2 separate regions of the Homo sapiens genome follow, and region 2 is linked to region 1. A link is an interaction called in ENCODE POLR2A ChIA-PET data of the cell type or tissue named here. Cell type or tissue: B cell. All regions are shown on one strand. Each heading gives the region's core, and the rest is flanking DNA. Links, peaks and the distances in the headings are about the cores only.

What was found. ChIA-PET counts read pairs that join two places held together with the same protein. Peaks named below come from ENCODE experiments on the same cell type or tissue, not always from the same donor. Only the 100,000 strongest peaks of a DNase experiment are listed, where the experiment ranks them.
Region 2: POLR2A ChIA-PET joins it to region 1 with 10 read pairs; 22 of 35 experiments call an interaction of 5 or more read pairs at or near these places.

Annotation. Positions count from the first base shown.
Region 1 is chr1:12,115,423-12,132,370 of GRCh38, reverse strand. TNFRSF8 (TNF receptor superfamily member 8) reads right to left here. Exons shown (of 15, transcript NM_001243.5): 8 at 16,642-16,794; 9 at 8,994-9,087; 10 at 8,544-8,656; 11 at 6,319-6,420; 12 at 6,135-6,188. Among named protein-coding and RNA genes, the nearest start is that of MIR7846, 43 kb to the left of the region's middle. In B cell, for the core only: CTCF peaks have their summits at 7,208 and 7,412 (motif pointing left); DNase peaks (open chromatin) are centred at 5,900, 6,470 and 7,370.
Region 2 is chr1:12,194,984-12,202,983 of GRCh38, reverse strand. TNFRSF1B (TNF receptor superfamily member 1B) reads right to left here. Exons shown (of 10, transcript NM_001066.3): 9 at 813-1,017. Among named protein-coding and RNA genes, the nearest start is that of MIR4632, 7.3 kb to the right of the region's middle. RefSeq lists enhancers at 360-893, 926-975, 894-1,428 and a silencer at 967-1,165. In B cell, for the core only: a CTCF peak has its summit at 6,187 (motif pointing right); DNase peaks (open chromatin) are centred at 1,103, 3,841, 4,677 and 6,179; H3K27ac peaks cover 1,892 bases.

The sequences.
Region 1 (16,948 bases), core at 3,388-11,387:
AGAAACGGCCACAGGCCAGAGTAGCCTAAGGCGACATGATGACTGAATGTGACGTGGCTCCTGGATGGGATCCTGGAACCTTAGGCAATGCAAGGGAACCCTGAACACAGTGTGGGCTTTCGTTTGTAATCCTGTGTCAATAATGGTTCACATATTTTGACAAATGAACGATGCTGGCTTAAGATGCTAATCACAGAGGAAACTGGGTGTGGGGCATGTGGGAACTCCTGTGCTGTCTTCTCCAATTTTCTGTACATCTAAAACTATTTTTAAAAATGAGACTGGGCGTGGTGGCTCATGCCTGTAATCCCAGTATTTTGGGAGGCTGAGGTGGGCAAATCACGATGCCAGGAGTTCCAGACCAGCCTGGCCAACCTGGTGAAACCCCATCTCTACTAAAAATACAAAAATTAGCTGGGCATGGTGGCGCGCGCCTATAATCCCAGCTACTCGGGAGGCTGAGGCAGGAGAATTGCTGGAACCCGGGAAGCAGAGGTTGCAGTGAGCTGAGATTGCGCCATTGCACTCCAACCTGGGCAACAGAGCGAGACTCTGCCTCAAAAAAAAAATGAGGACTAGCTGGGCACAGTGGCTCTCGCCTATAATCCAAGCACTTTGGGAGGCCGAGGTGGGCAGATCACTTGAGCTCAGGAGTTAGAGACCAGCCTGCACAACAAAGGGAGACCTGGTCTCTACAAAAAATAGAAAAGTTAGCTGGGCGTGGTGGTGTGTATCTGTAGTCCCAGCTACTGGGGAGGCTGAGGGATCACTTGAACCCAGGAGGTCAAGGCTGCAGTGAGCCATGATTGTACCATGGCACTCCAGAGTGACACCCTGTCTCCAAAACAAAAAACAAAAAACAAAAAACTTAAAAATGAAGGCCACTTAGAATGTTTTTTTGTTTGTTTGTTTGTTTGTTTTGAGACGGAGGCTCGCTCTGTTGCTCAGCCTGGAGTGCAGTGGTGCAATCTCAGCTCACTGCAACCTCCACCTCCCAGGTTCAAGAAATTCTCCTGCCTCAGCCTCCCGAGTAGCTGGGATTACAGGTGTGTGCCACCATGCCTGGCTAATTTTTTTATTTTTAGTAGAGATGGGGTTTTGTCTTGTTGGCCAGGCTGGTCTTGAACTCTCGACCTCAGGTGATCCACCCACCTTGGCCTCCCAAAGTGCTGGGATTACAGGTGTGAGCCACTACACCTGGCCTACTTAGAATTTTTAAAAATTAAACTATTTTAAAAAGAAGGTGTCCAGGATGCTGTTGAGCACACAGCAGGTTCAGGAAAAGCCCAGGATGGTAAGTAACATGGCTCTGCACTCCGTCACACTGAATGGAAAGTCAGAGTTCAATACCGACTCTCCCAAACAAGTGTAAAATCACAGAGGTAAAAAGGCGGAATCTGGAAGGCTCTGACATTGACAAGAGCCGTGTTACAACCCATGAGGATTTTGATAAAGACCCAGAACAAATCTTGCCAAGTACAGAGGTCAGATTTCATAACTGCTCTTCCCCTAAAAATGTTGATTCTATCTGCTAGTCTTATTTGTTGGTTTCCTTGCCTTTTGGAATAACCACTGTCTTCTTGTAAGCCTGTCTGGTACCCCCAGGGACACAAGTCCAGGACCATGCTGGGCAGCAGCAGGCCCCCTTGCACAAGTGCACGGTGTCACAGGCTGCTCTGAAGCCCACGCTCACGGAGCACGTGCGTTCTCACATGCGATGTAAAGCTCTCGGTCCCTTCCATCCCTGTTATTCTCCACTTTTAGTCCCCTCCCCTCTCTGGCCTGTGATTCCCCAGTGCTGTGGGAAGCAGAACAGGCCCAAGGGGGGAATTTGGCACAGAGGTTCAGCTAGGCTTTGGCAACAGGTACCCCGAGATGCAAACCCCGGGCTCCTTGGAGAGGCAGCTGATTCCAGGGCCGGGGCAGGAGCACACAAGTTAAGCTGGGAACATCTCAGAATAAGGGACGTGCTCAAAGCACAGGATGAGGATACACCAAAGCACACAAGAGCCAGCTTAAAGGGGCTCTCCCTGACCTCATCTGGGACCATTTGAGCACCAAAATAAAAAATGATGGTAAGAGATTACAACCCATTGAACAGAACAGGGCCCCATGAATCCATACAGATATAAATATGTAAGTGAAGAAAATTAAGTTCTGGGCTGGGCGCGGTGGCAGCTCACGCCTGTCATCCCTGAACTTTGGGAGGCCGAGGCGGGAGGACCACTTGAGGCCAGGAGTTCGAGACCAGCCTGGCCAACATGGTGAAACTCTGTCTCTACTGAAAATACAAAAAATGAGCCAGGCATTGTGTGGCACACGCCTGTAATCCCAGCCACTTGGGAGGCTGAAGCAGGAGAATTGCTTGAACCCAGGAGGCGGGGGTTGCAGTAAGCCGAGATCACACTACTGCACTCCAGCCTGGGTGACAGAGCCAGACCCTGTCTCAAAAAAATAAACAAATAAATAGAGAAAATGAAGGTCTGCTGAAGAATGGGCTATTGACATAGTCTCAAGTAACGCCCCTAAAGACTTAGTAATGACCGAGGAGCAAATGGAGACGTCACAGTGGAGAGGCCCGGCAGGACATCACCTCCGTCGAGCGCTCAAAGTACACAGCACCAGGAAAGGGAGACATCGAAACCTGGCAGGACGCCCTGAGAGAGAAGAGGCCAGCATCATTCCTGGGACCTTCCAGCCCAAGATGCATGACCTGAATCCACTCGGGAGAAAACACCAGACAAACCCAAAGCAAGGAGCATCCATGAAATCACCAGCCTGCGCTCTTCCCAGTAAGTGAAAGAAACGCCTGGGGAACGGATCCGGACAGAAGGAGACTCGAGAAACCAGACAAGCAAATGTAACACGTGGCCCTGAGCTGGAGTCCTCTGCTATAAAGGACATTATTGGGACAAATAAAGAAACTTCAACAGGGCCTGAGAATTCATTGTGGGTCATGTATCAGTGTGAATTCCAATTCTGACGATCCTTACCACATCGTGTAAAATACACCCTTGTCTGTCTGAAACACACACTGAAGTTTTCGGGGTGAGAGACATCCAGTCAGTCAGTTACTCTCAAATGGTTCAGGTCAAAATGAATTCTTCATACTTATACCATTTCTATAAGTTTGAAACTGTTTCAAAACAAAAAAAGAATTTCTTTCAACCTAAATCTCCCTGGAATAATAGAAAATGACTCAAGTGCTCATAAAAATGAAGGATTAAAAGAATTTTAAGGCCAGGCATGGTGGCTCATGCCTGCAAACCCAGCACTTTGGGAGGCCGAGGCAGGCGGATCATGAGGTCAGGAGTTTGAGACCAGCCTGGCCAACACGGTGAAACCCCGTCTCTACTAAAAATACCAAAATTAGCCAGGCATGGTGGCAGGAGCCTGTAATCCCAGCTACTCAGGAGGCTGAGGCAGGAGAATCACTTGAACCCGTGAGGCGGAGGTTGCAGTGAACCCAGATGGCACCAGTGCACTCCAGCCTGGGTGACAGAGCGAGACTCTGTCTCAAAAAAAAAAAAAAAAAAAGAATTTTAGACCAGTGGTTCTCAACCAGGAGGTTTTCCCCAGGGGCCACATGGCAATGTCTAGAGACATTTTTGGTTGTCCCAAGTAGGGAAGGTTACTGGCATCTAGAGGGGCTGTACAACGTCCTATAGGATAGCGCTCCACAGCAAAGAACCATCCATTCCCAAATGTCAATGGTGCCAAGGGTGAAAAATCTTTTTACAAACATCTCAACAACCACGATAAAATCCCCGTCCTACGGCTCACCCAGCACGTGGCCTTAAACGAATTACTTCACCATCCTGTGCCTTAGGCTGCTAATCTGTGCAACGGGGATAACAGTAAGTACCTCACAGGCCACCGGAGGAGTGGATGAGATCACGTGTGTGCTTTGCAAATGCCTGTCACCGAGGACACACACGGGAAGGTCGATCCACTCGAGGGCTGGTTGGTGGGCCTCTCATCGCACCTGCACGGACCACAGATCCCTGATGTGCTCACTGCTCAAAGGAACCAAGAGCACCCTCTGCCCCAGGTCTGGGATGTGGGAGGCCAAGGGGCGCACACTCCCCTCCCGTCTGCCTTTGGCCTCTGCGGGCAGTCGGAATTAGTCTAAAAGCTTGGAGGGAGCTAGAACAGCTTCTGGGCCCGGCACAGAGCCTGCAAGGAGGAAGTGCTCCGTGAAGACCATGTGAATAGATGAATGAACGAACCAATAAACCAGTGCCAATAAACCAGTGCTCCTTCCCTCCTTCACCACCCACGGCTCAGGAGGGAAAGGGGCATCCGGCCAGCTCGGTCCATTCTCACCCGGTGCTCTGTGAGCTTGCCTGTCTTGGCTTCACTTTCTGTCCATCTTGAGCCTCGGAACCCAGACCCCAAGGTCCCACCAGAAGCTAGAGGGTCAAAAACGACCTGAGATAAGATGTCCACCATTGAGTCTCAGGGCTCAGTTCTTTGTAGACCTGGCTTCTTAGGGGAAGGTGTTTTCTTTCTTTCTTTCTTTTTTTCTTCTGTAACAAAACTGCTCTCACAGAGGTTTGAAGAAAAAAAATAAACTGACGGCAATGGAAATTCTAATACTAGAAAAATGTCAAGAAAGCAAACGCCGGTTTCAATGAGACACTCAGCCTGACAGGTCATGGAAACAGGCTTGAAACTATCAAAACACAAAAACCCCCCTTGCACAGGGACCACAGTGCTTGCTTGTGAAACTCGTCAAATTCAAAACATGCCTCAGTGGACTGTGTTTTTGTGCCCAAGTCAACAGTCAGCCTATGCAAGGGCCTCTGCAAGGGTCCTGGGGAGATCAGGGGACGGGCCAGGGCCTGGCCTTAGGCTGAGCACGTGGCTCTTGGGTAGGCATTGCGATGGTGGACAGAGCTGGCAGGGGGAAGGAAGAGGGGACAGGGCTGAGCCCTTTACAAACCAAAACCCCTAGGACCAGTGCCTGAGGCTGGCTGTGCCACTGCCAGGCTGTGTGGCCCTGGGCCAGCCGTCCACCTTGCTGAGCCCTGCCTCCTCCTTGCAGAACAAAGGTCATCACTGGGGGAGTACAGGAAGCCTGTATGGGAGCCCACCTTGCAAATCAGAAACGAAGGCTCAGACGATTCCCCCATCAGAGCCCAGCACAGAGCAGGCACCCAATCCATGCCATGCAGTGCTGAGGAAGACCCTGGCCTGCCTTGAAGGGGCTGCCCAGGAGAGAGAAGGTGCTTGGCACAAGATAGCTGGGAGCCCCCTGCCCCAGGTGAGAGCTAGAAGACACACGCTGTATAGACGACCCTGCCTGGACAGGTGAGGAGGGTTCCAGCTCCCAAGGGCTGCCTGGAAGAGCTGGCCCAGAGGCTGGGCAGGGATCAGAGTGCAGGGACCAGGGAGGGGGTCAGAAGCACCCAGGACTCAGGAAGGCCTGAAGCTTCCAGGAAGGAAAAAGCCCCAGGCACAGGCCAGCCTGTCAATAGGCAGCAGCCACCGATTGCAGGCAGGTACTCCACGATGCGCTTAACAGCCCGACCTCGACGAATCCACAGGCCAAGCCTCTGAAGTAGATTCTACCATCTGCATTTTCCGGATGAGGAAACTGAGACACAGGACAATTCAGTAACTCACCCAGGGTCACACAGCTTGTAAGTGGCAGAACCAGGGTCCCTCTTGCCCCATGTGCTCCTTTCCCCTCCTGCCCCTGGGCTGACTTGCCAGGTGGTAGAAGAGGGGGAGAGAGGGGAAAGAGAAAGAGAAGGAGGGAGAGGGAGAAAGGGAGGGTAGAATGTAGAGAGGAAGGCAAGGCTGGCAGGAATGCCCCCTGGGGGTACTGGAGGAAAAAGTGACAGACAAGATAGACTTTTAAACGTTCATGCCAGCATCCATCCAGGTGCTGCTCTGGGCAAGCCACACAGTCGTCACACCCAGTACAGTCTTCACCTCATTGCATTCTCCACACGCATGAGTTTTCACCCACATTGCATCCCTACAGATGTACAGAATGCGACAGGAGCCACAGACAGGGAGCTTCGAGGCTGGGGTAGAAGTTCAGTCTCTGGAGCCCACGCCCCGGGCCCAGAGCTGCCCTGTGTTCCTCTGGCTCGGGCAGCCCCTTTGGACGGCTGGACACTCACCCACAAGCTCTAGCTTGGGCTGGGAGGTCTGGACCGGGTAGCACAGGTGGAGCTCTGAAACGACACCAGGAGGAAGGCTGGGGGTGGCGGCCTCAGAGAGCAGGAGCAGGCAGGGAAAGAACCCAGGCCAGGCTGGCAGAGAGCAACCTGTCCTCCCCAAGGCCCCAAGGACACAGCCACTTACTCTGCCGAATTCGCTTCCTGCAGGCCCTCCGGTGGCACAGGAGGAAGGCGCTGGAGCCGACCACCACAACCAACACCAGGATCACCCAGAAGAGCACTGGCCCTGGAACACAGAGACGCCCCACACTCTTTGCCTTGCTGCAACCACACAAGACAGCCCCAGCCCCAGACGACTTCCTCCTTCTCCTGGGACACAGCTTCCATCATGGCTAACAACAACAGGTCCTTTCCAAGCCAAGGCTCTTATCTCATCCAGCCCTCCCTCGCCTGGCTCCAGGAAGCTGATCAACTATTGAAGGCTGAGAGAAGGGCAAACTGTGTCTAGAGAGTGAGAAATTGAGGCGTCTAGGAGCCAGAACAAAGGAATTGAGGTCCAATAGACCAAAATTTGGGGACTGTGGACGAGGGCCCGGTGTGACCGGCATCTGGCAGCACTGCTGGTGTGGCCGGAGTCAGGGTGGGGAGGGCCAAGCAGTGAGGGGAAGGAAGAGGTTGAACCCAGTCCCCTCCCGGCCAACCCTCTAGACCTGCTTGATGAGGGCAGGCATGGAGTCCCCACTGCACATAAACACACCCCACAAGCGTTCCCTGAATGAATGATCCCCAACCCTATGCCCTAGGCACCGTCACTACCTTCAGTTTAAAAATGAGGGGAGCTGAGGCTCACGAAAGTTCGTTAAGTTGCCCAAGGTCACCCTGAGAGTAAGTGGCAGAGCCCCAGCCCAGGCCAGGCCAGGCCGGGGGGACTGCAGGGCCACGCTCTTAACCCCTATCTAGATCTACTTCTTCACACCTCGGTACTAAACTCGCTTCGTTTTTCCCTTTTGTCACTTACAGAGATCATAGAGCTAGTGATTGCACTTTATTGAAGTCCATGTTTAGATGTTTAAAAAGTAGTATATGCCAGTTAAGTGCTTCTCAAACGTTAATGTGCACATGAGTGCCCTGGAGATCTTGTTAAAGTGCAGTTTCTGATTCTCTAGGTCTGGGATGGGGCCCATAATTTGCTTTCCTAACAAGTTCCCAGCCGGTGCCAATGCTGCCAGACGGGACCGCACTTTCAGAAACTCTGGCCGGAGCACTACTGCCACCTCGTGTCAGCCACTAGAACTGCAAGTCCTAAAATGAGTAACCTGGCATCTTTCCCTAAGAGCTAACTCTTGGGGGTTTTGTTTGTTTTGTTTTGTTTTGTTTTGTTTTGTTTTGTTTTGTTTTGTTTTGTTTGAGACTGATTCTCATTCTGCTGCTCAGGCTGGAGTGCAGCGGTGCAATCTCGGCTCACTGCAACCTTGCAACCTCCGCCTCCCGGGTTCAAGCGATTCTCCTGCCTCAGCCTCCTGAGTAGCTGGGATTACAGGCGCGCGCCACCACGCCTGGCTAATTTTTGTATTTTTAGTAGAGATGTGGTTTCATCGTGTTGGCCAGGCTGGTCTCAAACTCCTGACCTCGTGATCCACCCACCTTGGCCTCCCAAAGTGCTGGGATTACAGGCGTGAGCCACCGCGTCCAGCCTAAGAGCTAACTCTGACAGAGGCCGTCTACAATGCTACACTGCTTATAACCCTGCACGGTCTCTGCCATTACCATTGTATAGATGAGACAACTGAGGCTCAAAGGCTCGAACAACTAGTCAAAGTCATGAAATCAATCAACAAAGACCTATTTTCTGAGTAGCAATTATAAGCCACGAGGATGAAGCTGTGAAAAAAATTCCTGCCTACAAGAATTAAAGAATAGTCACTAGCAGCCAGGCGCAGTGGTTCACACCTATAATCCTAGCACTTTGGGAGGCTGAAGCAGGTGGATCACCTGAGGTCAGGAGTTTGAGACCAACCTGGACAACATGGCAAAACCCCGTCTCTACTAAAAATTAAAAAAAAATTTAGCCAGGCGTGGTGGCAAGCGCCTGTAAACCCAGCTACTCGGGAGGCTGAGACAGGAGAATCTCTTGAACCTGGGAGGTGGAGGTTGCAGTGAGCCAAGATGGGTGCCACTGCCCTCCAGCCTGAGCAACAGAGTGAGACTGTTTCAAAAAGAAAAGAATAGTCACTAGCAAGTGCCAGAGCCACAGCACCAACTCAAGAAGCCAGAAACCTGGGGTCAACCTTAATCCCCCTTCTCAGACCATACCCACAAAGGAGAAGCTCCCTCCTGGCTCCCCCAATCCACACTTCCCCAGGAGGAAGCCCCTGCTGGGAGTAGGGGTGAGTGGGCTGGGACCATTACCTGCATCCAGAACGGGCTTCCCCGTGGAGGAGAGAGCGACGGGAGCGCTGGTTGGGATGGGCAGCGTCTTACTGGCCTGGGAGTCCACCAGCAAGCTCTGAGTGGGGCTGGTGCTGCGGGGAGAAGCCCAAGGCAGGAGTGATGAAGATGGGAAGAGGGAAGTGGGTCTTCAGGAATAATTCCCTTTCTCTGGAGACTGCGCAACCAGAGCCTGGGCCCCTAGATCCTCTGCCCCGAGTCTCTGCCAGGCATTTTGAGGGCAGGGACTGGGTTTCAAGGCCTTCTGGCTTTCCAATGGTGTCAGCAAAGAGATGGGCACACATTTAACAAAAGAGCAGCCCAGGCCCCACCTCCACCCCCAGCCCAGCTGCCTCCCAGGCATCCCCTGGGCATGGCAGGGACAGCTCCCTCCTGCAGCAGCCAAACAGAGAGAAGGGGTGGGGGAGTCACCTGGCAGGCGCCTCGCCATTCTCTGGGGTGGGGTTGCAGTCCGGCTGGGTCCCCAGGGGTGGCGCCTCAAAGGTGGTGTCCTTCTCAGCCATATCTGCAGAGGGGACGTAACATCTGAGAACCAGCGCCAAGGAGGCTGGTGTCTCCAGGAAAGAGTTAACCAGCAGGGACTGGTGGCTTCCAGCGAGGCAACACCGTGGGAGCTAAGACAGTCAGATTTGTGTTTCAAAAGATCAAAGTGGAAAAGCTGGCCAGGCACATTGGCTCACACCTGTAATCACAGCATTTTGGGAGGCTGAGGCAGGAGGACCACTTGAGGTCAGGAGTTCGAGACCAGCCTGACCAACACGGTGAAACCCCATCTCTACTAAAAACACAAAAATTAGCCAGGTGTGATGGCACACACCTGTAATCCTAGCTACTCAGGAGGCTGAGGCAGGAGAATCGTTTGAACCCGGGAGGTGGAGGCTGCAGTGAGCTGAGATCATGCCACTGCACTCCAGCCTGGGCGACAGAGAAAGACTCAAAATAAATAAAACAAAGTGGAGAAGTTGCTACTTGTCTCTAACAGCTGTGGTCACCCAGGAAGGTGAAACAGTGACGCTAGACCTTTTGCTTTTAAGAGAAAACTGAAATCGCCTAATGTTTAAATACAGCCTCAATTTTTAAAGTTTTTTTCTTTTAAATCAACTTTATTAAGGAATTATTTATTTATTTATGTTTAATTTTTTGAGATTGAGTCTTCCTCTGCTGCCCAGACTGGAGTGCAGTGGCACGATCTCAGCTCATTGCAACTTCTGCCTCCCGGATTCAAGTGATTCTCCTGCCTCAGCCTCCTGAGTAGCTGGGATTACAGGTGCCTGCCAACATGCCCAGCTAATTTTTGTATTTTTAGTAGAAACAGGGTTTCACCATGTTGACCAGGCTGGTCTCGAACTCCTGACCTCAAGTGATCCGCCCACCTCAGCCTCCCAAAGTGCTGGGATCGTAGGCGTGAGCCACCATGCCCAGCCTAAGGCAACATTTATATACAAGAAAGTATCCCCTGGCAGGGTAGGGTGGCTCCCGCCTGTAATCCCAGCACTTTGGGAGGCTGAAGCAGGCAGATCACTTGAGCTCAGGAGTTCGAAACCAGCCTAAGCAACATAGCAAGACCCTGTCTCTATTTTTAATAAGTAAAAATAAAAAAAGAAAATGTCCCTAAGTGTGTACAGCCTGATGAGTTCTGACAAAGGTAACTAACTCCAATCAAAATACAGAACATTCTCATCCCTCCAGAAGGTTCCCTAGTGCCCCTCCTCACTCACTCTGCCCCCACCTCCAGATCCAGGCAACCACCGATCTGCTTTATGTCACTATAGAGGAGTGTATCTGTTCCAGAATTTCATGTCGACAGAATCATGCAGTATGTACTCTTTGGGGTCTGGCTTCTTCCACTCTGCATAATGTTTTTGATATTCATTCAGCTTCATTCCTTTCTGTTGCCAAATGGCGTTCTGTTGTACAGATGAACCACTGTTTACATACCCGTTCGCTAGTTGATGGACATTTGGGTTGTTTCCAGTTTGAACTATGACGAACAAGGCAGCTGTGAGTATTCTTGTGCGTGCCTCTGTGTGAACGTATAATTTCATTCCTCTTGAGTGCCTAGGAAGGGTGGCTGGATTGCTATGCTGGCCAGACGGAATGTCTCTGAAGGCCAGTTCATAGCTGGCCACCACTGGTCTGACCCAGCTACCTTGTTTTACAGATGGAGAGAGCCGCAGGGCTGGAGCTACAGCCAGGAAACAGAGATGGCGAGTTCCAGCCCAGAGCACTCTCCTCTGGATGGCACTGCCTCCTGCCTGGGGACTGGGCACCTTCTTCAAAGCTTCCTGCTTTTCTGGGGCAGGATAATTTGGCCCACATTAGAAGTGGGTTATGCTCAGTCACTACACCTCTCCACCCCCAGAGCCCTGGTGGAGGCACCCCTTTTTGATGTGGTACAAAGCAACCCCACACACATACCCACATCTCCCCTCTACAAAGTGTTCGTGACGCCTCTCAGATTTTTCCTCAAATAGACAAAAAAGTAAAGCCAGGATTAATTTATTTCTTGCATTGTAGGGTTCTGAGGAACCCCCCTCTTTGGGGAAGGTCACTGGACTCTTACCTGAATTAGCTGGAGCCTGGAGACTATGGGGAAGATGATGCGATGTGTTATGATGGTTCCTACATGCTCGTTAATCAGTATTTGAATCAGTGTTTGAAAGGTCATTGGGTTTCAGTGAACACTTACTTTGAGTGGACTGGAGCTCTGATGCTCAAACCCATTAACTGTGGCTATTCCCAGTCAGCATCATGAGGAGAGAGCCCCCTGCCTGCTCTCCAAGGCAGCCTGATGTAACTAGACAGGCCCATGGTCTCAGCTGCTGCTGAAACACCTGCTGAAATCCAGCGACAGATCTGCTGTCCCTCCTGTATGTGCAGAAGGGGGGAACCTAGTATCCCTTGGGTGCCTCTCATCCCCTCTCTGAATATACTATACCTAACTTGTAACTTTCCTTCTTCCTCCCTGAGTCAGTGATCCTCCCCTTTTCCTCCTCTTTGGATTTGAAGGTGAGGAGAAGGCATTGTCTAGCCCCTAGTTGGTCTGCCTGTGTTCTCTGGTAATGGCCTACTGGAAGAGAAGAAAAGAACCTGCCTACTCAGCCTCCATTTAAGAACTAAAAAAAATATTATTTACCAGATGGATATACTTCTCTTTAAATCCAAACACCCAGTCCTTGGGCCATTTAAAGAATTGTCTCAGCATCAAGGCCAAACAGATTCTCTTTTTGTACATCCAGCAATCGCTTAAAATCAGGTGAAATTTCATCTTCATATTTGGACTGTATATTTCTTGTCATCTTTTTCTTTTCCCGGGAGTTTTCAATTGCCTTTCTTTTTCTTGTTGATAAAAGGACAGTGTGCCCTCACCATATCCTCAGGCTTTTCAACTCTACTAATCATGAAATTTACTACAATTCTCTCTTCTATTCCTGGGAACACTTCCTCGGAGCCTTCCTTCCATTTTCCTGCTCTGATCTGGCTCAACTGGTCTATACCACATCATTCTGGGACTTCCCTTCCTTGCTCTGCTAGGATGGAGTGCTGGTCTCTAGATTCCATGGCTTCCTGTTGTTTTTCTTTTTTGCCCCCTCACTTAGCTGAATTACATCTTCAAATATCTTCCTAGGAGAGGATATAGGAAGAAAAGCCTTCTGGACCTTTTATGTCTGAAAATGTTTTTATGCTGCCTTCAAACTTGATTGTAATTTAGCTGAAGTGACTGTAATTTAGCTGGGTAAATTCTAGGTTCAGAACTAAGAAGGAGGTGGGTGGGTGGTGTCTTCCAGTGGAAGTACTCTGGGCTGACCCTTGGGATCCCTGCATTCTGGTTCTAGCTTCGGCCCTGTGCTTCTCTCTGGGTGTAAAACGAAGGGGTTGTATCAGACCAGAGGTATCCAGCTTTGACTAGTCCTCAAAAACATTCTGACTATGTGACCAGCACAATGACCTAGCCACTCCTCCTAGGTATTTACCCATGAAAAATGAAAATATACATCCACCCAAAGACTTGTACAAGAATCGGCCAGTCATGGTGGCTCATGCCAGTAATCTCAGCACTGTGGGAGGCTGAGGTGGGAGGATCGCCCGAGCCCAGGAGTTCAATGCTGCAGTGAGCCAAGATCATGCCACTGCACTCCAGCCTGGAACACAGAGTGAGACCCTGTCTCTAAAAATAATAAAAATAATAATAAAAGATATAAGATAAATTCATACATGTTAAAAAAAAAAAAAGAATATTCACAGCTGTTTTCATTCATAATAGCCCTAAACTGGAAACAACCCAAATGCCATCAACCGGCAGGTAGATAAAATCATGGTGGTGCATCTATTACATGTAGCGTGGGTAATTTCCATTAATCCTGCTTTGCTCTTGGTAGGTCCTTTTGACCTGAAGTCTATGCTTCTGGTCAGGTGCACAGAGAAATTGAGGCTGCCACTGTGGGGGAGACGCCTGGAGCACTTTGGGGTGCCAAAGACCTGTGGCTGGTGGGGGATGCACAGAGGGAATCAGGGAGTCAGGACACTTTTGCAGACATGAGGCCTGGCACGTGCCAATGTCTGCATTGGGAGAGCCACATCAAGGTGGTCACCAGGCCAGGCAGCAGGAGCAAGAAGAAACAAATGGCCGGGCGCAGTGGCTCACGCCGGTAATCCCAGCACTTTTGCGAGGCCGAGGCAGGCGGATCACCAGGTCAGGAGTTCGAGACCAGCCTGACCATCATGGTGAAACCCTGTCTCTACTAAAAATACAAAAATTAGCCAGGCGTGGTGGCGCGTGCCTGTAATCCCAGCTACTCAGGAGGCTGAGGCAGGAAAACTGCTTGAACCCGGGAGGTGGAGGTTGTGGTGGGCCAAGATCGCGTCACTGCACTCCAGCCTGGGCGACAGAGTGAGACTCTGTCTCAAAAAAAGAAAAGAAACAAACAAACAAACAAAAAAACAAATGCAACCAGAAGCCTCCTTCCTCCTGCGATGGCCCTCTAGCGCCCTCTGCTGGCAAGGCTTAACTGCATGCTCCCTACAGAGGAGAAAGGCGGAGCCATCGTTGATGGCAGGGCAGGGATGGAAAGGTGAATGGAGAACCTAGAGATGATGGGCTGATCACAAGCACACTTTCTAAAAAGCCTTTTCTTGCCCTCTGATCCCATATTGTTCCTTTTCATAGCATTCTGTGCCCACCTTATGGATGTAACGACTTCGTGAATTTTTCTGCAGACACGAATTTAATGTTGCTAAGTACTCTTCTATTCCTGGATTTATCAAAGCTTCATGTGTGGTAAGAATTTCTGGTTTCGTATCTTTTTATTCTCCTTTGTAGGGCTGGTTTTTCTTACAAATCTTTGCTCATTCATATTTATTTTAAAAGGGTTATGCTTGGCCGGGTGCGGTGGCTCACGCCTGTAATCCCAGCACTTTGGGAGGCTGAGGCAGGCAGATCACCTGGGGTCAGGAGTTCGAGACCAGCCTGACCAATGTGGTGAAACCCCGTCTCTACTAAAAATACAAAAATTAGCCGGGTGTGGTGGTGCACGCCTGTAATCCCAGCTACTTGGGAGGCTGAGGCACAAGAATAGCTCAAACCCAGGAGGCAGAGGTTGCCGTGAGCCGAGACCATACCACTGCACTCCAGCCTGGGCAACAGAGCGAGACTTTGTCTCAAAAAGAAAAGGGTGGGGGGGGAGGGTTATGCTGCATCCACCAATAGATAAATGTGGCATCTATACACAATGGAATACTACTCAGCCATCATAAGGAAAGAAATCAAGTCTTTCGCAGCAACATGGATGGAACTGAAGGCCATATTCTTAAGTGCAGACATTCAGACACAGAAAGACAAATACTGCCTGTTCTCACTTCTAAGTGGGAGTGAAATACTGTGTCCACACGGAGCTGGAGAGTGGAATAAAAGGCAACAGAGACTTAGAAGGGTGAGGGGGTGGGAGGTATAGGTAGGTGGACCATGAGAAATTATTTAAGGGGTACAATGTATGCTATTTGGGTGAGGGATACCCTAAACGTCCTGAGTTCACCACCCAATCTAAGCATGTAATAAAATTACACTTGTACCCCATACATTTATGCAAACAAAATAAAATCCTAAGGACTCTACTGAATATTCCAGTCACTGAGCGGGGACAGTTTCTTCTGCTGTGTTAGTATGTCCTGTTCACAATGGGTCTCTTCCCTGAGTAGGAAGTTGGCCAGGGAACCCTGGGCCCATGGGCGGAGAGTGTGAGCTGGCAGCCTCCATTTCAGGGTGATGGGGTGTGGCTAGCCTGTTGACAGGTGCACTTCCAAATACCCAAGTAAAGAGGGCTTTACAAACAGAGTGACAGCACCCCACTAGTGGCCCGAACTTTCCCCGGATATTCCTTCAATGTTCTGACTCAAGAAGACAATTGTTGGCCAGGCACGGTGGCTCACACCTGTAATCCCAGCACTTTGGGAGGTGGAGGCGGGCAGATCACTTGAGGTCAGGAGTTCCAGACCAGCCTGGCCAACATGGCAAAACCCCGTCTCTACTAAAAATATGAAAATTAGCTGGGTGTGGTGGCGGGCACCTGTAATCCCAGCTACTCGGGAGGCTGAGGCAGGAGAATTGCCTGAACCCGGGAGACGGAGGTTGCAGTGAGCTGAGATTACACCACTGCACATCGGCCTGGGCAAGACAGCGAGACTCCATCTCTAAAAAAAGAGGAAAAAAAAAGACAATACTGGGGATTAAAAACTCAGGCATCATCTGTGCAAACTGGTCAGTGGCCATGCCATGCCATTGTAATACATTTTGAAGTTGTGTTTGAAGATTTAGTAGTCCCAGGCCACTACACCTCACACCTCTCAACTTCCCTCCCGCTCTTCATCTGCCTGCCTCTTCCAAGCCCAGAGCCTCTCTGGGGGTCCTAGAAGCAAGTCACCCCTCACTTCTCTGGCAGCCCTCACAGAGTCACATTGGGTGACCTTCCCTCCACTTGGTTTTTTTTCTTTTTTAGGCAGAGTTTCGCCCTGTTGCCCAGGCTGGAGTTCAGTGGTGCAATCTCGGCTCACTGCAACCTATGCCTCCCGGGTTCAAGCGATTCTCCTGCCTCAACCTCCTGAGTAGCTGGGACTACGGTGCCCACCACCACACCCAGCTAATTTGTGTATTTTTAGTAGAGACGGGGTTTTGCCATGTTGGTCAGGCTGGTCTTGAACTCCTGACCTCAAGTGATCCACCTGCCTCAGCCTCCCAAAGTGCTGGGATCACAGGCGTGAGCCACCACGCCTGGCCATTCCCCTTGGTTTTGTCACCACTCTTCCATCTGTTTTAAACCACCTGGAGATTTGTTAAAATCTCTCAAAGCCCTTAAAAAACAAAAAACAACAACAACAAAAAACTGTCAGGGTTTTAGTTTCCTGCACACTGGTAAAGCCAACCGTCCTGTTAGAAATCTCTTCAGAAACTTGATATTCATCTCTCTAAGTCAATAAAACAGCCTTGCAAACAGGTCAAGATTTTACCAGCCCGGGGCTGGGCATGGTGGCTCAGGCCTGTAATCCCAGCACTTTGAGAGGCCAAGGTGGGTGGATCACCTGAGGTCGGGAGTTCGAGACCAGCCTGACCAACATGGAGAAACCGCATCTCTTCTAAAAATACAACATTAGCCGGCTGTGGTGGCGAATGCTTGTAACCCCAGCTACTCAGAAGGCTGAGGCAGGAGAATTGCTTGAACCCAGGAGGTGCAGGTTGCGGTGAGCCGAGATTGAGCCATTGTACTCCAGCCTGGGCAACATGAGCGAAACTCCATCTCAAAAATATAAAGATTTTACCAGCCCAATAATTTCAGGAAGAATTTTTTTTTAATCAACAGAATCTCTTGCCAAAATGCTAAAACTGGATTTTATCATTCCATTCACTGAGTCTGACTACTCAAAGGATAACCAGAACCCAAACCTGACCTAATGAACAGCCGAGGGTGTAGGTCATTTGCCTCCACCCCTGGCTGTTGGTGGGGAGAGGCACAACAGTGGGGGCACAGACTCCACCCTGTGGTCGAGGCCTGGGGTGGGAACTGCTTACCCTGGGGCTTGGTGACCGTCTCTGCTGCACAGATTGGGTAGGGGACACAGCGGGCACAGGAGTTGGTGGCTGATGTGGCACAGATCATGCCAGGTCGACATTCGCAGGTGCGGGAGGAGTTCCATGCACATGGCGTCTTCTCCACAAGGTCATCTAAGGGACACAGATGAGGATCACGGAGAAAGATCAGTATGGCAAGGGCAGGGGGTCCAGAGAGCCCCCAGGAAGACAGAGAAGCAGTTGTCCAAGGGTCATCCAACAAGAAAATAAATGCTCGTCTGACTATGCCGTTGAGCAGCTCTCCCAG
Region 2 (8,000 bases), core at 1-8,000, 74 kb before region 1:
ATGGGACACAATCCCCACAGTCCCAGTGCCTCAGACCTAAAGAGACCCAGCAACAAACTGCAGTGAGTGGAGCCCTGGAGCCACCATTTCTTCATTCATCTTCCAATCCCAGGGCTCTGGAGCCCGACAGCCTAGGGGTGAGTCTGGCTCTTCTGTTTACTAGCCATGTGCCCTTGAAGAAGCTGTTTAACCTCTCTGGGGCTCAGTTTCCTCATCTGTAAAATGGGATAACAACAGGAACTATCTCTTAGCATTGACATGCAGGTCAGTTTTATGCATGTAAAGTGCCCAGTACAGTGCCTGCTGTTCCGTAGCCTTCCATAAGTAGAAGCGATTGTTATGATTAATTATCAGTAGCTGGGCCGTGTTGGGCCTGCAGATACAGGGATGAATGAGATGATCCAGGCTCACCAGGTGTCCCACAGCCTGGCGTGGGAGACAGGAGAAGACAATGTCTGTACATGCAGTCTGACAGTCCTGTGAAAGGGAGGCCAGGGCATGGTGAGCCCGGAGGAGCAGCCAGGCCAGCTGGGGGTGGTAGCAGGGAGAAGGTTTCAGGAAAACTCCTCCCCCAGATACCAGGGACTTGGACAAGCTGGGGTTGTCCCACAGAAGGGAGGATTTTGAGGTGATAGGCCCAGCATGGGCAAAGGCGGGAGGGAACTTAGGTTCAGCGAACCGAAGGAAGTTCCCTGTGGCTCAGGCCTCGTCCCACCCTGCGGGGAGGCTCAGGAGGAGATGGCTAAGACAGAAACCAGGTGAGAAAGACCAAGGAGGCTTGGGAAGAAGCCAGGTGTGCTCCCACCTCTTACCTGAGCTCCCGGTGCTGGCCCGGGCCTCCCCGGCCCCACTGGCCTCCACGCCTGGTGCCTGTGGCTGGTTCCGAGTGGGCGCCCTTCTGTCCAACGCACTGGCCGAGCTCTCCAGGGAGCTGCTGCTGGAGCTCGGCGCTGTGATCAGCAGGTGCTGCTGCTCGGGGCCCTGTGTACCCCGGGCCTTATCGGCAGGCAAGTGAGGCTGGATGGGCAGGGGGTGGTAGGGGAGAGCAGTCAGCCCACCAGCCAGCTCTTTCTTCCCCTCTTCCTTCCCACTGCCATCCACACCTCCTGCCATCAGCACTTCTCAGTTTACGTGACGTTTCTGCCCACCCTTGCACGTTCTTTCCACACACGGCACTTTTTGGGAGGTGTGATTCTCCGTGGTTTCTGTGTTTCTGTTATTAGCACCCAGCTGCTCTACTAGAGTGTCCTATGAGGGCAGAGAATACCTGGCCCTGTTCACCAAATAGTCTTAGAGGTGGGGCAGGATTTTCATCCTTATTTTGCATAAGGGAGTAGAAGGAAAGCAGCTTTCCTTCACCCCATCTGCACAGGGAGACATGGCCCAGCCTAGCAACCAAGAGTGTGGACTCTAAACCCAGGCCACACAAGTGCAAATCATGACTCTACCACTCACTTGCTGTGTGACCTTGGACAAGTTACTTAACCTCTCTGTGCCTTTTTTTTTTTTTTTACTCTATAAAGGGAGAATAATAGCCTACCTCATAGGGTTGTTGTGAAGATTAGATGGCTGAATATTTGTAAAGTGCTTAAAACAATGCCTATTACATAGTAAACTCCATACAAGAGTTTGTTAAATCAGAACTAGGCAAATGATTGCCCAGAGGCCCAGTACAGCCTGCCACTAAGAATGGTTTTCACTTTTTTTTTTTTTTTTTTTTTTTGAGACAGGGTCTCACCCTGTTGCTCAGGCAGGAGTGGAGTGGCACAATCATAGCTGACTATAGCCCTCGATTTTCCAGGCTCAAGTGATCCTCCTGCCTCAACCTCCTGAGTAGCTGAGACCACAGGCACGTGTCACTGCTCCTGGCTAATTTTTTTGTTGTCGATTGTTTGTAGAGACAGGGTTGTGCTATGTTACCCAGGCTGGTCTTGTACTCCTGGGCTCAAGCCATCCTCCTACCCTGGCCTCCCAAAGTGCTGGGATACCAGGCGTGCACCACCACACCCCACTGGTTTTCATGTTTTAAATGGTTGAAAAAAAAATGTTTAAGAATAATTTGTGGCCAGGCTTGGTGGCTCATGCCTGTAATCCCAACACTTTGGGAGGCTGAGGCAGGCGGATCACCTGAGGAAGGGAGTTGGGGACCAGCCTGACCAACATGGCAAAACCCCGTCTCTACTAAAAATACAAAATTAGCTGGCGTGGTGGCTCATGCCTGTAATCCCAGCTACTCAGGAGGCTGAGGCAGGAGAATCGCTTGAACCTGGGAGGCAGAGGTTGTGGTGAGGCGAGATCGAGCCACTGCACTCCAGGCTGGGCAACAAGAGTGAAACTCCATCTCAAAAAAAAAGAATAATTTGCGGCACATGGAATGGTGGGAAGCTCAAGTTTGGGTGTCCAGTAGCACAATTAGATAGGAACACACCACTCTCAGTTGGGTGTGTGCTGTCTATGCATGTAGCTGCTTTCTTGCTACAGAGGCAGGTTTGAGTAGCTGTCACTGAGACCATACAGTCCACAAAGCCTGAAATTCCTACCATCTGGCCCTTTACAGAGAAAGCGTGCAGACCTTTGCGCTCAGTCAATCATTCCGGGGCAGAGAGCGCTCACGTCTGAGACCCTCTGCTGCACTGCCTCAGCCTCTTGTTCCAGAGTCCGCCCACAGGCTGCTCTGCAACTTCCCCTGATGTCTTCTTCCCGTAGAATAATAATAATATTATTAGCTGACATTTGAGTGCCACCCAATGCCATGCACTGTACCTACATCCCTCCAGACAATATCTATATTGATTCTTCCAACAACCCAGTGTTATCCTTGCTTTGTGGAAACTGAGGCACGGAGAGATTGAGTTACTTGCCCAAGGTCACGGTTAGGACATACTGTGGCTGGGCTAAATCCCAAAGGGCCTTTCCTGGGTGTCTGGGGTTTCAACTCTGGAGGCTCAAGGCAAGGTCCCCATTTCCAGACACGCACACTGAAGAGAGGCTGGAAATTCCTCTCCCAGGCTGTTGTCTGTTCCCACTGGCTGGCCAGGCGCTCACACCCTTGCCTTGGAATTCTAAGCGATTGTTTTCTGATCCCAGCAAAAAAGGAGATGGCACAGGCCACATTCCCAACAGCTGCCCTGGCCCCTGGCCTGCCCAGGATGAAAACAAGTGTCCCAGGCAGAAAGAAGGAGGGTAGAGATGAGTGAAGGGCTGATGGGGCTCGCCAGCACTGCAGCGGGAGGTGAGAGCAGGGGTGGAGCGAGCAGCGCAGGTGCCACCGCCCCCCAAGAAAGGCTGAGACCTCCTGCCTCCCTCCAGAGGGAGCTACAATTCCAGATGTGGTCTGAGAACAGATGCGAGTACCAGGGTCCTCTCTGTCCAATCCCTGCAGCCCCCGGCTCCCATGGCTTCTCGGACACCTGAGCGCCACCTGCACCCTTAATTCCCCAAGGCCACAGCCTCTCACTCAGGACTGGAGGGATCTCGTGCAAGCCATCCCCAAGAGGCCACGGAGGCCCAGAGAAAGTGCATCCTGTGCCCAGCATCACACAGCTGGTCCGTGGCAGGAGCAGAAGCCTAGACCAGCTTCCCCAGGAACCCCCACACCCTCCCTGGGCTGGGTCCCCCAGTTTTGGAGAGATGGAGGGCATTGCAAGTTCATGCTGAACCTCCGCCCAGGTGGTCTGACCCTGGTCACTGCCCACAACTGCCCCCCAGCCCTGCTCTGAGCCTGGAAGGGGAGGAGAAGCAGCCAATTGTCACTCCTCACAACCCCACAAAAGGGGTTTTTCTGGCCTGTGCCCCACCCCCTCTGCTGGTGGCTACAGCCAGGCAGAACAAAAACCCCCAAAGGTCACGGCCACCTCCCTCCTCCCAAGCCACAAGTCGCAAAGTTCAAGCAGCCCCAGGTGGCACAGAAGCAGGCTGAGTCCTATTCCTTGGGCTGGGACCCCAGTAGAGCCGAGTACTGAGGAGCCTCATTCAAAACACAGGATCCCAGGGCCGGGCGCAGTGGCTCACACCTGTAATCCCAGCACTTTGGGAGGCCGAGGTGGTCACCGAATCACGAGGTCAGGAGATTGAGACCATCCTGGCTAACAAGGTGAAACCCCGTCTCTACTAAAAATACAAAAAATTAGCTGGGCGAGCTGGTGGGTGCCTGTAGTCCCAGCTACTTGGGAGGCTGAGGCAGGAGAATGGTGTGAACCCGGGAGGCGGAGCTTGCAGTGAGCCAAGATTGTGCCACTGCACTCCAGCCTGGGCGACAAAGCAAGACTCTTTCTCAAAAAAAAAAAAAAAAACAGAATTCCAGCCAGCCAGCCAGCCAGCCAGCACCCTCAGCTCCCGGCCCCTCCTGGCCCAGCCCTGCTGGGCAGAAGCAGAGACCCAGCAGAGCCACGGGCCAGGTCCTCCAGGTTCCTGCTGTGTCCGTCTGTTTGTGTGTTCACAAGGCTCACACACCTGTGTCTACAGGCGTGAGGGTGTGAAGCGTGCACACGTGTGTCTATGTTGGGGGCATGTGTGCATATCTGTGAGTGACGTAGTGAGTGTGTGCGCTGGGGTGGCGAGGAGAGACACTCCTAGGTTCGTGTCCCAGGCCGTGATCATTAGCTGTGCCACACTGGGAAAGTTACTAACTTCTCTGGGCCCATGATTCTTGGGCCATATAATGGGGGACAAGAATCATACTGCCTGCGTGTGGCAGCATGGCTGTGAGAATAAAGAACGCTGGGCACAGTGCCTGGCATCCGTTCAACACCCGATAAATGTTCGCACCTGTTATCAGACGTGGGTCCGTGCATGAGTGTGTCCGTGTCCATGGGGGTGATTGTGGGTAAGCTCACATATTGGTTTTTTTTTTTTTTTTTTTTGAGATGGAGTCTCGCTCTATCGCCCAGGCTGGAGTGCAGTGGTGCGATCTCAGTACACTGCAAGCTCCACCTCCCGGGTTCACGCTATTCTGCCTCAGCCTCCGGAGTAGCTGGGACTACGGGCGCCCGCCACCACGCCCGGCTAATTTTTTTTATTTTTAGTAGAGATGGGGTTTCACTGTGTTAGCCAGGATGGTCTCGATCTCCTGACCTCGTGATCCGCCCCCCTCGGCCTCCCAAAGTGCTGGGATTACAGGCGTGAGCCATGGCGCCCGGCCACATGTTGGTGTTTTCTAAACAAAGGAACGCCACTGTCTCCCATGCCCTGGACGTTCTTTCTGTGGCAGGAGGAGCAGGTGGGTGCTGAGTCCACACTCTAAGCCCAGCAGCCCAGCTCAAGAGGACTCTCCACTGGCCTCTTATCAGGAGTAGCTGCTGGTTGAGGAGTAGCGTGGGACACAGGCATAAACCTGATTCAAACCTGGGCTATGCCACTCACCTAATGATCTAATCCTACAGGAAAAATGGAACCTCCCAGAGTCTCAGTTTCCTCCTCTGTAAAATGGGGGTGATGATGCTCCCTGCCCCACAGGGATGCGTGGGGACTCAGTCACAAAGAGCCTGGCAGGGCTCAGCCAGGGCTGTGCTGGGATAAGCTCAGGCCTGTGCAGATTTCCTCCCAACTCCATATTCAGGAAGGTCTTGGGAGTTGGAAACTGGCTACAGTGTGAGTGTTTATACCACAGAAATTAGCAAACACCACAAATCAGGGTTTGGGGGTTTTTTTCTGCACTAGACACACCACTGGGGCACTCAACAGATACTTGAGTCACTCACATTCAGTGAACACTGAGAGCAACAGTGAAAGGAAAGGGGCCAGGCGTGGTGGCTTATGCCTCTCATCCCAGTACTTTGGGAGACCGAGGTGGGCAGATCACTTGAGGTCAGGGGTTTGAGACCAGCCTGGCCAACATGGCAAAACCCCGTCTCTACTAAAAATATAAAAATTAGCCAGGCATGGTGGCGCATGCCCATAGTCCCATCTACTTGGGAGGCTGAGGTGGGATGACCACTCGAACCCGGGAGGCGGAGGCTGCAGTGAGCCAAGAGGGCGCCACTGCACTGCAGCCTGGGCGACATAGCTGTCTCAAAAAAAAAAAAAGAAAGAAAGAAAAAAAAAATGGAAAAGGGAAGCAGAGGCTGCTAGGCCACACCCAGGACATCTTCAGTGCACAGAGGATTGGGAAACGCTTGGTGGGGAAAGGGAAGGTGACAGCTGGGCTGCTGCGGAAGAGCTTGGGGGAGACACCTGCTCTACGCACGCCACCAGGCGGCAACCGTCAGTGTCACTGAATTGAAGCTGGAGAAAGGGAGCAGTGAAACTCGCTCGCCGGGGAATGAGAAAATTTCCTCCCCACTGAAATACTGTAGGGCAGGGCAAAGAGCACTGAGATGGGAGTCCAGAGACACACTGCGGTGCGACCTTGAGCAACTCAGTTTTCCTCCCTGCATCTCTTTTCTTGTCACCAAAATCAGGGGATGAAATCAATCTATCTGATTCCAAACACCTGGTGTAAGCTTCGGGTATTGGGCTGCCCAGGGCTGAGCTGTTCCCTCGAGCAGTGGTTCTCCACTAGGGGTGATTTTGCCCTCCAGGGGACACTTGGTGATGTCTGGAGAATTTTTGATTGTCACCACTGGAGTGGGAATGAGGCTGGCATGTAAGTAAATAAAGACCAAAGATGCTGCTGAATAGCACGGGACAGCCCCCACAACTAAGTAAGATATTTTATTTATTTATTTTATTTTATTTTTTCTTTTGAGATGGAGTCTTGCTCTATTGCCCAGGCTGGAGAGCAGTGGTGTGATCTCAGCTCATTGCAACCTCCACTGCCCGGGTTCAAGCGACTCTCCTGCCTCAGCCTCCCGAGTAGCTGAGACTACAGGCACGTGCCACCACGCCTGGCTAATTTTTCTGTTTTTAGTAGAGATGGGGTTTTACCATGATGGCCAGACTAGTCTTGAACTCCTGACCTCAAGTGATCCATCTACCTCGGCCTTCCAAAGTGCTGGGATTACAGGAGTGAGCCACCGTGCCCAGCCAAGATCCTTTTTAAAAATATTTATTTTATTTAATTTTGTTTAGGGATAGGGTCTCACTGTGTTTCCCAGGCTGGTCTTGAACTCCTAGACTCAAGCAATCCTCCCACCTTGGCCTCCCTTAAGTAAGATGTTGTCTCAAATATCCATGAGGTTGAGAAGTTCTTTCTCTACCTGCCCCTGAGGTCGAGAAAACTCATCAGACTCTGTTTTCTCATCTGTCAAATTGGGTAAAAAACCTGCCCTGCCTACCAGGTGCAAGGCTGTGACAGACGTATGTTCTGGCTCACCCCATACCCACTTCCAACCCCCCTCCCTTGTCCTCCTCCTCCATAGAGGCTGGAAAAGCAAAACACCCTCTTTCCCAGCTTCCCTCGCAGCTAGGGGTGGTCATGTGACACTGTCTGGTCAGTGAGATGAAAGAAGTCTACCCAGGGCTTCTGGGAAGGCATCCGATTTACTGATAAGGGCACCATGGCTGACCTGGCCACCTGCCCCTTCTTCCCACCTCAAACTTAGAGGTGACATATGAAGTGATGATTACCATCTTATGACATGAGGCCACAAACAAGAGAACAAAAGTCAACACACTAAAGATGACAGAGCCTGGGGTCCTGCTGGCACCATGCAAGGGGATAGTGGAGGCCATTCCAGCAGACACCAACCCCTTGACTTCTTACAATGCAAGAAAAATAAAGCCATTTTTTCTAAAGTCACCTGTAGGTTTGGGGTTACTTGCAGCCAAATGCCTTCCTGATGGAGAATGAATGAAATACTATGATATGACACACTGTTGGTCTGTCTCTAACAAAAAGCCTTCGCAGGCCCTACTTTATAAAACAGATCAAAGGTGAGTTGCTTTGGGAGGACCCAGGGCCCAGCCCCACAGCCTCTACCTCAAACCTGAGAGATGACCACTTCCCCCACGCCCAAGGGCCCTCTGTGGGACACTGGGCTATCCCAGAATTCAGTTTGAAAACCACTGCTCTCTGAGAAAGTGCTCTGTAAACACAATGGAGGCAAGGAGAAACATCATTG